Linked DNA regions of Homo sapiens: region 2 is linked to region 1. Evidence: chromatin contacts called from ENCODE Hi-C data. All regions are on one chromosome and are shown on one strand. The core of a region is the stretch at or near the end of the contact, and the rest is flanking DNA. Distances in the headings are between cores, read along the strand shown. Region 1 holds the start of ZFAND6 (zinc finger AN1-type containing 6). Region 2 overlaps ARNT2-DT (ARNT2 divergent transcript).

The links. A loop is a pair of places that touch in the nucleus more often than their neighbours do. Pooled maps may share reads with other maps.
Region 2: a pooled map of psoas muscle shows a loop between it and region 1 (2.3-fold over the local background). The contact joins the enhancer-like site here to the promoter of ZFAND6 in region 1. A Hi-C loop is called at or near these places in 2 of 50 pooled maps.

The regions. Positions count from the first base shown.
Region 1 is chr15:80,056,438-80,062,281 of GRCh38, forward strand. It overlaps ZFAND6 (zinc finger AN1-type containing 6), which reads left to right and starts at 3,239. Exons shown (of 7, transcript NM_019006.4): 1 at 3,239-3,372. RefSeq lists silencers at 2,917-3,245, 2,942-3,811.
Region 2 is chr15:80,374,581-80,380,573 of GRCh38, forward strand. The region is part of intron 3 of ARNT2-DT (ARNT2 divergent transcript); the gene reads right to left. Among named protein-coding and RNA genes, the nearest start is that of ARNT2-DT, 27 kb to the right of the region's middle. Within about 2 kb of position 1,796, at least 2 of the 41 ENCODE cell types and tissues checked have a DNase peak (open chromatin) inside an H3K27ac peak, as active enhancers do.

The DNA of each region.
Region 1 (5,844 bases), core at 1,989-4,488:
TGGGAGGATGGTTTGAGTCCAGTAGTTGAGGTGTCAGTGAGCTATGTTCATGCTACCACACCCTCACCAGGGTGACAGAGTGAGACCTCATCTGTTAAAAAAAAAAGTCCCTATAAGAACTTGGATAAAAATGTGAACAGGAGCACTATTCACATAATGGGCAAAAAGTGGACAACAACCCAAATGTCTATAAATTAATGAATAAATGTGTTATATTAAATATTAATACAGTGAAATATTCAGCAATAAAAGGAAATAAAGTGCTGATACATACTACAACACGATGAACTTTGAAAACCTTATGCTAAGTGAAAGTAGCCAGTCTCAAAAGACCACATATTATATGACTACATATTTATGAAATGTCCAAAACAGGCAAAACTAGCCAGGCATGGTAGTTTGCACCCATAGACCCAGCTACTCAGGAGGCTGAGGCCAAAGGATCACTTGCAAAACTTAAGGGACACACAGTAGCTTAATGGTTGCCTAGGGGTGGAGGTGGGCCATGGATTGGGGGAAAGGGGAATGTGACTGCTAATAGGTACAAGGTTGTTTTTTTGTTTTTTGTTTTTTTTTGAGATGGAGTCTTGCTCTGTCACCCAGGCTGGAGTGCAGTGGCGTGATCTCGGCTCATTGCCACCTCCGCCTGCCGGGTTCAAGTGATTCTCCTGCCTCAGCCTCCCAAGCAGCCGGGACTACAGGTGTGCACCACCAAGGCTGGCTAATTTTTGTATTTTTAGTAGAGACAGGGTTTCACTGTGTTGACCAGTCTGTTCTCTAACACCTGACCTCAAGTGATCCACCTGCCTCGGCCTCCCAAAACCCTGGTATTTACAGGCATGAGCCACTGCACCCTGCCAAGGTTTCTTTATAGGGTGACAAAATGTTCTGAAACTGATTTGTGGTGATAACTGCACCACTGTGAATATACTAAAAACCACTGAATTGTATAATTTCTTTCATTTTTCTTTTTGTTTTTTCTTTAATAGGAGACAGAGTCTTGCTATGTTGCCCAGGCTGGAGTGCAATGGCCATGATCCCATTACTAATCAGCACAGGAGTTTTGACCTGCTCTGTTTTGGACCTGGGCAGAGTCCTCTTTCTTAGGCAACTTGATGGTGCCCCCCACCCTCTGTGGACACCAGTGGGTACAGTGCACTACTGCCCAGAACTCCTGGACTCGAGCAATTCTCCCAGCTCACCCTCCTGAGTAGCTGGGACCACCGGCATGTGTCACCGCGCCCAGCAAATTGTATTCTTTAAAAATGGGTAAGTTGTAATGATATGTGTGTTAAATCTCAATAAAGCTTGAGTTTCTAGCTTTAATAACTGGAAACATGGTGTCACCATTAGCCAAAATTGGGACTACAGGAGGAAGAATGTGTTTGGGGGAAAATAAGCCTTGGACATATTGAATGGCTGTGATAAGCACACAGTGAATGTCCTGCTCTGGAACACAGGAAAGAAGATGGGGCTGGAAATAATAATGCATACACAATCATTTATTGAGCATCTGTTACATACCAGGTGCTGTGAATATGTTGTTTATGTACACTGACCGGTAGGTTGCGTATGTATACTGTTTATTGTTTCTGCTCCCTCTCTTCCCCTGTGTAAGTCAATGAGAGAAGGGCCTTCATCTTTCTTAATGCTGTCTCCAGCACCTACAGCACAGGCTGGCAGAGAGTCGGCATATAGCATTTACTGGGTGAATAGAAATGCAGTATCTTTTAACCCTCATAACAATCCTTTGTGGTAGGTTTTCGTTCCCATTTCACACAATTTTCTTAAGAGCACAAAGCTAGTAAGTGACAGTGGTCTGTCTGCATTCCACGTCACAATGCAATACTATAATCTCTCAATCTCCCAGAACGAATCTGGAACAAAGGAAAGCAGTAAAGGTCATGTAAACCCAATTTCTGCAAATTCATAATAACTGCATATGAAAATCCAACTGGGTTAGGTGCTGGAGTTAATACAACGATAAACTGGACAAGAATCGGAAGAAAAATACATTTAAGACAAAATCCGTAAGACTTGACGCATAACCTTGCTAGTTCAAGAAGCTCTTTCACACATATTATGTTATTTAACCCCCACAAATAGCCTAACAAGTAGGTTTTATTACCATTCCAATCAGGCTTTTGTCCTCCACTTAAACTGTACTCCCCAAGGTGACTTCTGTGTTGCTAAATGCTCAACAGGTACTCACTTCAGGCACAACATTTAAGGGAGCACCAAAAAACTAAGTGATCAAGATGAATAACATTTTTATTTTTTAAAATTAAAATTAATGCAAAAAAAAAATCCATGAATAACAAAATACCAACATTTAAAATAAAGAGGATTCTCAGGACTGGGCTCGCCTACCTGGATGCCCTAACGGAACTCCTCATTCACAATAGGATTGAATGACCTCGAACTAAAGTGTCACGTACTTCCTGCTCGTGATGCTCGTGAGCCCGAACGAAGGCTGAAAAACTTCAGGGGGAGCCATTCTGCCTATCACCCCTAGTTCCAGCGCAGCAGCCCAGCGTGCACCACGCAGGTGGGAACTGACCCCGTGCTTTTGGAACAGGCTGGAACTGGGGGTGCTTGTGCCTGTGCATGTATGTATTGCACACGTGTGCATGCACGCTTCTCGTCTTGCTTCTATTTCCAAGTCCCAGTTCAGGACAGGGCAGAGAACTGCTTTCCAGTATGCGCCCTGAGCTCGGACTTTGCGCTTGCAGACTGAGGCGCCGGCCTGCATGGGAAGACAGAAGCTCAGAATTCCTTCCTGCACAAGTGGCAGGTGGAGTGCAACTCTTTTTGGTGCCTCAGTCCAAGACAGGGACACGCCATTCCCTGCGAGGTGGCAAAGGTACCTGAACCTACATAACCAAGCCCTTAAAGTCTCCGCGGCACCTCTTAATCGCCTTCCCGTAGCTATTGGAGGTAGAGAAACCGCGGCGGGAAGCGCCCCAGAGAGGGCAGTGGAGCAAGGGACACTGGAGGTGCAGAAGGCGGAGGAGCATCTCCTTTCGCTCCGCCCCGCCTCTTTTCCTGCCTCCGGCCAATTGCCGTGCGCTCCGAGCCTTGACCCCGCCTCTCCCCGCCTCCTCCGGCCTGCGGCCCCGCCCGCGCCGGTAATAATTAGCGGGCGGGCGGGGCCCGCGCGTCAGCCGCGGGAGCCGGCCAATCCAGTGGCTCTCCTCCGCGGTCGCGTCATAGGCCGAACAACCAAACAGAAAAGTTTAATAAACAGCGGACGGAGGGGCCGGCGGTGGCGGAGCCGGAGCAAGCAGGGGTTCGGCGGCATTACCTGTACCCATTCACCGGCGGCTACCGGCGGCGGCGCGCAGCGTGTCAGGCGGAGAGACCCGCCGCCAGGTGAGGAGCGCGGCCCGCGGGGCCCGGCTTGCCCGGCGCTGCCCCTCCCCCGCCTGCTCCCTTCCCCCACCCGGCTGCAGCTAGGCGAGGCCCGCCCCCGGCCCCTCCCGGCGCCCGAGAGCCGGAAGCGGAGGGCGGCCGGCCGGCGCAGCAGGTGGTGGGCCCGCGGGGGCCGCGGGCGAGAGGGCGAGGACTCCCGGCTCCGGGGGTGGGGGCCGGAGATCGGCGGGTTCACCTCAGACGGCGCGCGGGCGCCCGCGGCCGGGGGCCGCTTCCTGTCAGGGTGGTCGCGCTGGGGTCGGGAGCCTCAGTTCTTCAGGGCCGCGGAGGCCGCGACGCGCGCCGCCCCGAGCGGGTTGCGAGCGGTTGGCTGGCGGGGGTCGGAAGGGCCCCGGGCACACTGGGGCGCGTCAGTTCCCCGCCTCCTCCGAGTCTCAGGTCCTCTTCGGGATGTTTTTCCACCTGCGGCGTTTTTCAGAAACCAGCCGGAGGCAGCCCGGTGTCTCCAACTCCTGACTGGCACCGGGAAGGGAATTGGTCTCTTTTTTTCCTGCTTGGGTTTAGCTTGCTTAGGATTCTAAATTTTTTGTCTGCTTTTTTGAAATAGTTATATTTAAGTTTTAGCTACCTAAAAAAGTATGAAAGAATATTGTGTTTGAAATCTTTTTAACTTGGTTTTTAAGTCACGTGCTAACTATCCTACACAGTTGGGACGCTATGATTTACCTTCACATCTCGGAAGTTGTAACCAGTTGTGAGGAAGTTAGGACCTTGGGGTTACCTAAAGATAATTTATATTAAGTTGTTGGGCCATAAAAACTGGGCAGAATTGGCCACGCGCGGTGACTCAACGCCTGTAATCCCAGCACTTTGGGAGGCCGACGCGGACTAATCACGAGGTCAGGAGATCGAGACCATCCTGGCCAACATGGTGAAACCCTGTCTTTACTAAAAATACAAAAATTAGCTGGGTGTGGTGGCGGGCGCCGGTAGTCCCAGCTACTGGGAGGCTGAGGCAGGAGCATCGCTTGAACCCGGGAGGCGGAGGTTGCAGTGAACCAAGATCGCGCTACTGCACTCCAGCCTGGCGACAGAGGGAGACTCCGTCTCAAAAAAAAGCCGGGCAGAATTAATGATTTTGAAGCTCCGAGAAACAGGATTAAATTCCTCTTTCAAACCGAAATCGGAATTTGATTTTTTAAAAGTGTAAAATACCATAAACTTTTAAGGTTAGTTGTTCGGTAACCATGTCACCAATTTTAAGGCACTTTCTGAGTTGTGTATAGTTTCTCCAGAGCCCTAGGGGAAATGTTTTGCAAAATATGCACGTTTAGCTTTCCAAAACAAGTTGTCTTTTTTATTTTTACTTTTTTACGTTTTAAAATGTGTTTAAAGGGAGACATCACAAATGTGCAGGAGAAAATACAGGGGTCGGTGGATTTATTATCTTGTAGTGATAACTTTTTGGGTGTATGCATATGTCAGAACTTACACGTTTTACACTTCAAATATGTGCAGTTTATTGTCAACTATATGTCAGTAACGTTTTTAAGAAGTAACCAAAATATATTTAATACTACCAAAAAAAAACACGGTAAAGTATAAGCAGATAAAAACATCATAAATCCTTGATGACTCCCCCCAAACCCAAAACTGGAACATTACTAAAACTTGCATTTGTCTATGAGTTTCTTATCTGTGCAGTGGATTTTGTGTATGTCACTTCCTTGACTTTTTGAAAAATAGTTTTATCATATATGTTTGTATGCCGAAACTGTGTGGCATTTAATTTGTTTTTCTTTTGAGCTTTATAAAAATAGTATGTGGCTGTAGTTTATTTCATTGCTTTATGATATGTTAATCTGCCATAACTTATGGGCACTTCGACCGTGTTTTTATTGTTTTTTATTTTGTTTTGTTATAAGCAGTCTTGCTCTGTGAACATTTCTTGTTTCCGGCTCTTGGTACACAAGTACAAGAATTTCTCTAGAGTAAATACTTAATGTGGATTGCATTAGACGGTATTAGGTAATCAGGACTAGAATAGATTGAATTACTTAGAAATAAGATGAATGAAAAACATTAGGATTCTCTATTATGTTTAAATAGAAGATTCATAGCCGTAGTGATTGAACTAGTTCAACCTAGTTGAACATTTGCATGAAAACCCAAAATTCCTGTTAACCTATGTGTAATGACTCTCTTACTTTGAAGTCACATTGTAAAAAGTCTGGCACTGTTTGGTATCTCCTTTTCAATGCAAAAATAGTATAGTAGAAAAAACGCTGGATTGTATGTAAAATAAATTATCCTTTCTGCTGTTCCTCTCCTCCCCTCTAATCTCTAGCAAATTACTTAAAAATTTCTCTTGTGCCTTAGCATACTCATGTAAAAGAAACTTGTCCTAAGCTTATCCTTCCACTTTTGCACAGACTTTAATTAAGGAAAACACCTGTCAAATGTCACACCCTT
Region 2 (5,993 bases), core at 546-3,045, 320 kb after region 1:
ATACTGTCCAGCTCCTGTTATACTGATGAGATCATTATTTAACCTTACACCTTCTGAGGCTATCAGTTACACATCAGAGAAGCCTTGCCTTGCATTCCCCTTGCCAGAAAAATATTTTCTTTGGGAGTTCCAGAAGCCAACTTTGTCCCAGTTCTTACAACAAAATTTCCTCCTCTCTGCCCCACCTGCAAGGCTGGCCTCACGTAAACAGCCAGCCTTGGTCTCGGCCACCAGGGCCTTTGCAGCAAAGACGTGCCCGGGGGAGAAAAATTCAATTTGTACTTTTCACTCAACTTTATATTTGTGACATGCATCCACAGGCATAATTTATTTACTGTCACTGCTATTTATTTATTTATTTTTAATTTTAATTTTTATTTTTGAGACGGAGTCTCGCTCTGTCGCCCAGGCTGGAGTGCAGTGGCCCAATCTCGGCTCACTGCACGCTCCACCTCCTGGGTTCATGCCTTTCTCCTGCCTCAGCCTCCTGAGTAGCTGGTACTACAGGTGCCCGCCACCACGCCCGGCTAATTTTTTGTATTTTTAGTAGAGACGGAGTTTCACCGTGTTAGCCAGGATGGTCTCATCTCCTGACCTCGCAATCCACCTGCCTCGGCCGCCCAAAGTGCTGGGATTACAGGCGTGAGCCACCGCGCCCGGCCCTAAATATTTATTTTTAATAGTTATGTAACAATTTAATTATCCATTTGCCTATTCACAAACAAATATTGGTGAGTTTTCAGTATTACAATGTTGCCAGGAACACTTGTGTACTTGTCTTCTGGTGCACTTGTGTAAAGACTTCTCCAGGGCATATGTCTATGGGCTGAATTGCTGGTCGCAAGTTATGCACACCTACGGCTTTACTGGATATGGCTGGATTGCTCTCAAAATTATTCCCTTCAGGGACTCAAAGTGGCTACAACAGGTCCAGAAGTCATATTCAAACACTGCAACAGCCAAAAGAAAAGAGACAGTTTCTTCTGGTTCTTCTTAAGAATGAGAGAACCTTTCTCAAATAGCTTCCAACAGACTTTGCTTCAAGACTGTTTGCTGGGATGAAGTCTTACACTCATTCTTAAAGCAGGCATTGGCAAATCAAACCCCATAGACCACCAAGTTTTCTCAACATCGGCACTCTTAACGTTTTGGGGCAGGTAAGTCTTTGTTGAAGTGCTTTCCTGTGCATTGTAGGATGTTAAACATCATCCCTGGCTTCTACCCATGAGATGCCAGTAGCACCTCCCCAGATATGACAACTAAAAACGTTGCTAGATATTGCCAATGTCACCTTAGTAGGGGAGGGGAATAGCCTCTCATGAAGAACCACTGGCTTAGTCTGATTATTTGGTAAGGAATAGATGGTGGGAATTCAACCACTGTGACCACTACAGACCCTGTGCTGGGTCAGTGCAGGATGCAAATGAACCTTCCGGAACCCTGTGTTAAAATGCCTCCACATTGAACACCACTGCTTCTGCTAAATACTTCTTCCTAGGAAGTGTTAGATCCGTAGCTGTTTCTGCTTTTAGCCTGGCAGAGGATTAATTCCAGAATCTAGTGAGTGGCAGAAGGTACTCACAGCAATGAAACCACTTCAATTGTGCAGCTGTAGGACAGCAAGCTACTCAAGTCATCACAATATAGGCCTTGATTTCATTTTCAGGTCAAAATGTGATTGAAAATCAGGTCCTTATTTCCCTTTAGGTCCTGGACTCTTTTACATTCTTTTCTTCCAAGTTTCTTTAGAGAGCCTTGAAAATATTGCTGAATGTCAAAACAAGATGTTCCCAGTTCCCCGCCCCCCCGCCACCCTCCTAATTTATATATAGCATGGGCTAATTTTCAGTCTTCTGTTTCAGTGACAGTGACATCCTGTTCCTAACAGGTGGCAGAGTTACAGTCAGCTTCTTTGCAGTTATGGAACCATTATTTTAGGGCATATCCAGCCCTCCTAATTTATTTTATTAAATGAGGAGAAGACTCATCCCAGGGGGCTGTCATAGCAGGTAGGTGAACTTTGGCTACCTTGGCTTCTTGTGTCCCCTGGGCTTGCATATACTTGTAAACTCTGGGGAAGACTATTTGCTCCAGATGACACTGAATGGGGAACCCTCACATAGATCATTCCAGCTCTTCTCTCTGAGTGCCCTCCCTGATCATACTGAGGATTCCAAACACTCATATTCAGCACAAGCTGCAGTAGATACTTTTTTAAGAGGCAAAGGACCCACTCTTACATGCACACACAATCCTCCCCTTTTTTCTCCCACTCCTCACACTAGCCCAAGTCAAGATGTTTCTGAGCTCCTGCTGTATTCCCAGCCCTGTGCTCTGGGAGTAAGATTTGGTCTCGGCTCTCAAGGAACTCATGGAGCGGAGGGAGAGACCCCTGATGACAGTGCAAGGCAAGATTCATCAAATACGAAAAGCAGGTGCTATGGGCATCTTGAGGAAGGAGAGCTCCATGCCTGGGGTTCCCGGAACCAATGCTGGGAGTGGTTGAAAGAGAAACGGATTTGGGACTGATGGGTTTAACTCACAGCACTCCCTCCTCCAGCTTTGTGAATATATTAGTCCGTTCTCATACTGCTATAAAGATACTACCTGAGACTGGGTAATTTATAAACAAAAGAGGTGTAATTGGCTCACAGTTCTGCATGGCTAGAGGGCCTCAGGAAACTTACAATCATGGCAGAAGGTGAAGCAAGGCACCTTATTCACAAGGCGACAGGAGAAGGACAGCGCAGGAGAAACTGCCACTTTTAAACCATTAGATCTCACAAGAACTCCCTCACTATCACGAGAACAGTATGGGGGAAAACTGCCCCCATGATCCAATCATCTCCCATCAGGTCCCTCCCAAGACACCTGGGGATTACAATTTGAGATGAGACTGTGGTGGGGACACAGAGCCAAACCGTATAAGTGATCCTGAATGGAGTAGTTGGTGGTCATTTGACATTTTGATCCTTCTTTTTCTCATGTGCAAAGTGGGAACAGTAACACTTATTCATAAGGCTGATGTGTGGATGAAATGAAGTAATGGTTGTTAAAGTTCCCATTATGGTACTAGCTCAATAAAGTGATGTTCTGTTTAAAATATGAAGATGAGGAGTTCCCTACCCCTGGGAAAATTCACGAAGTAGTTTGGCAGTGTGAGTAATGCCCATAATAATTACTAACACTTCTTCAACACTTAATCATGTGCCAGGCACTATACTTACTGGTTCATTCATGCATTCTATAAATATTTACTAAGGACCTACTGCACGTTAGAGACACATCTAGGAGTTGAAGACAGAGCAGAGAACAAGACACTCAAAGCCCCTGTCCTTACCGCCCTTACAGTCTGGTGCTAGAGACAATTTACAAATTGCTGTTTCAGGAGTAATAAGCAAGTATGAGAAAACTAAAGCAGTGTAACATGGCAGAGGGGGTCCAGTGGTACTATTTTAAGGTGAGGTATCCAGGGGGTGAGAGATGTACCAGAAGTGAGATGGGTGAAGTACGCAGATATCAGGAGAATGATATCCAGCTCAGGGAGCACAAGGTTGTGGAGACAGCAAGGTGTCCCCTGAGCTGGAGGCAGTCAGGCCAGCGTGGCTAAGGCAGAAAAAGCAATGGTGAGAGAAGAGGGAGATGAGGCTGGAGAGGCAGCCAGGGGCCAGATAGGTGGGATGTTTTGGCCTTGGTAAGGACAGTGGATTCTACTGTAAATGTGGGAGACCATTAGAAGATTGGAAGTAGAGGCTCATGGGCTGGCTAGTAATTTCAAAGTGTCCCTCTGGCAGCAGTAAAGGGATTAAGGGTGGGCGCAGGGAGAGTGGAAATGTCCAGTGCACAATCCAGGTGACCGGCTACTGGCTTGGACTAGGGTTGTGATAGGAGAGGCGAGAAGAGGTCCAGTCTCCTGTGGGATTGGATGTGGGGTGTGAGCAAAAGAGAGGAGGCAAAGGTTTTGGCCAGAGTAGCTGGGTGAACAACAGTGCCACTAACCAGTAAGAGGAACCATCAGGGAAGAGCAGGTTTGGGAAGTGGAGAATCAAGGTTTCCATACTGCCACAATAAACTTAAGATTCTGTTAGACATAAAGATGTTGTGTAGGTGGTTGGAGATATGAAATGAGTTCAGTTAATATGTGGTCACATATAAACTACTTAGTCCTCTTAAACTAAGGTACGTACTCCTATTATGCTCATTTTATAGATGAGGAAACTGAGGCACAGCTTAAGAAAATTGAAACCCTTTGGTCCTTTCAGGACAAGGAGACATGGTTCATGAATGGAGCAGGTGGAAGAAGATGAAGGTTGTCCCCATCAAGTTACTGGAGACACCAGTTGGAGCAAAGCAGTGACTATTTTAGATGCTGACTCCAAAAAAGTAAGGGCACAGATAGGACTCATATGTTGGAGGTGAGGCCTGAAGGGAGGTGTTAGGGCCATGAGGGTGGACCCCCTCATGAATGGCTCAGTGCCATCCTCATAGCAATAAGTGAGTTTTCACTCTACTAGTGCCCATGAGAGCTGATTGTTAAAAGGGAGCCTGGCATCTCCCCACCTGCCTTCTCTCTCACCTTGTTGTGATTTGCACATACTGGTGCCCCTTCCTCTTCCACCATGAGTGGAAGCAGCCTGAAGCCATCACCAGAAGCAAATGCAGGTGCCTTGCTTCTTGTACAGGCTGCAGAACTGCAAGCCAAAGTAACCTCTTTCTTTATAAATTACCCAGCCTCAAGTATTCCTTTGTAGTAACACAAGTGTTCTAAGAAACTCCCCAACGCACAGCGTTTTTCAGGACTTAACATTGCCACCTAGCCCGCCAACGATCTTTACCACCTCTCCAACGCCTTTCTCCTCTGTGGGTTCTGGGAAGGACCTGTTTACTGGGATGGCAGCCAAGAGGAGAAGGGAGAAGAGCTGTGCGATGGTCTCCATGGCCAAAATCCCCTAGAATGAGAAGCATTTTCTAAGATCCAGAAGCCCATGACAGCACTGTCTACTTTAAGGCAAGCTGTCCCAAGAAAAGCAGGTAAGCTCATTAGTGAGGAGCTGGGTCTTCCTCAATATCTATATTCCTTCCTCAAGGTCTTTATTCCCTGTTTAGGAAGAAATTCAAACCTGCTCAGCCCTGGCATCTCCCACCGGCATCTCCCAGATGCCTGAGCAGGTCTGTGGCACTAAACTCACAGGAGCGAATAGTAGAAGAAATACGTCTTCCATCCTGCCCAAGCTCTGAAACCACCTTTTGTGTTTCCTATAAATGTATTCACTCTTTTCACTGGACAACCATGGAAACCAGTAGCAAAGGCATTTTGTTAAGTTCTAACTCAAAAAGCTTAATCACATTTTGGCAGCTTTTCTCTATGACACAGACGCATAAACTTCATTCTCTCCCCTTTTGCCCCTCAGCTTTGGGTATTAGGCATGTCTTAATAGACCAGCACAGCAGTTTAAAAGGAGAAAGTGTAAGCTTCCTGATACATTGGTTAACTCTGCTTCCATTCCTTTTGCAAACTTCTCAGCATTTTCCGAGAGCAACCATCTTCCATGGATCGATATCTCCCTTTGGATCTGGAATCAGTAAGAGAGAGAACCTGTGAAATGCCATTCCTGAATAAAATATGGAAAGAGTTCATTCTGATTTTACTCATTTTTTACCATGCCAACTTCTCTCACATGTTGGAAGGATGTGTGCCCATGAAGGGGGGCTGATCAGGGGAGGAAAAGCAGGGAAGCCATCAAGACTGTGGAGGAATCAGAGCAGAGCAACGACTGTACAAAGAAGCAGCCAGCAAGCTGAGGCCAAGAAGGTCTGGCCCAGGCCAGACCAAGCAATAAAACCTGAAGGAAGGACTCTCTGTAGGGCAGTGGGACAGGGGGCAGATGTGATGGCGCAGAACAGAATGGCGAAGTTTCTGAGCCAGGCAATTTCAAGAAATCTGTAACAGAGGGACAAAGAATGAAAGGGAGAAGGAGCTATCCAGGAGAACA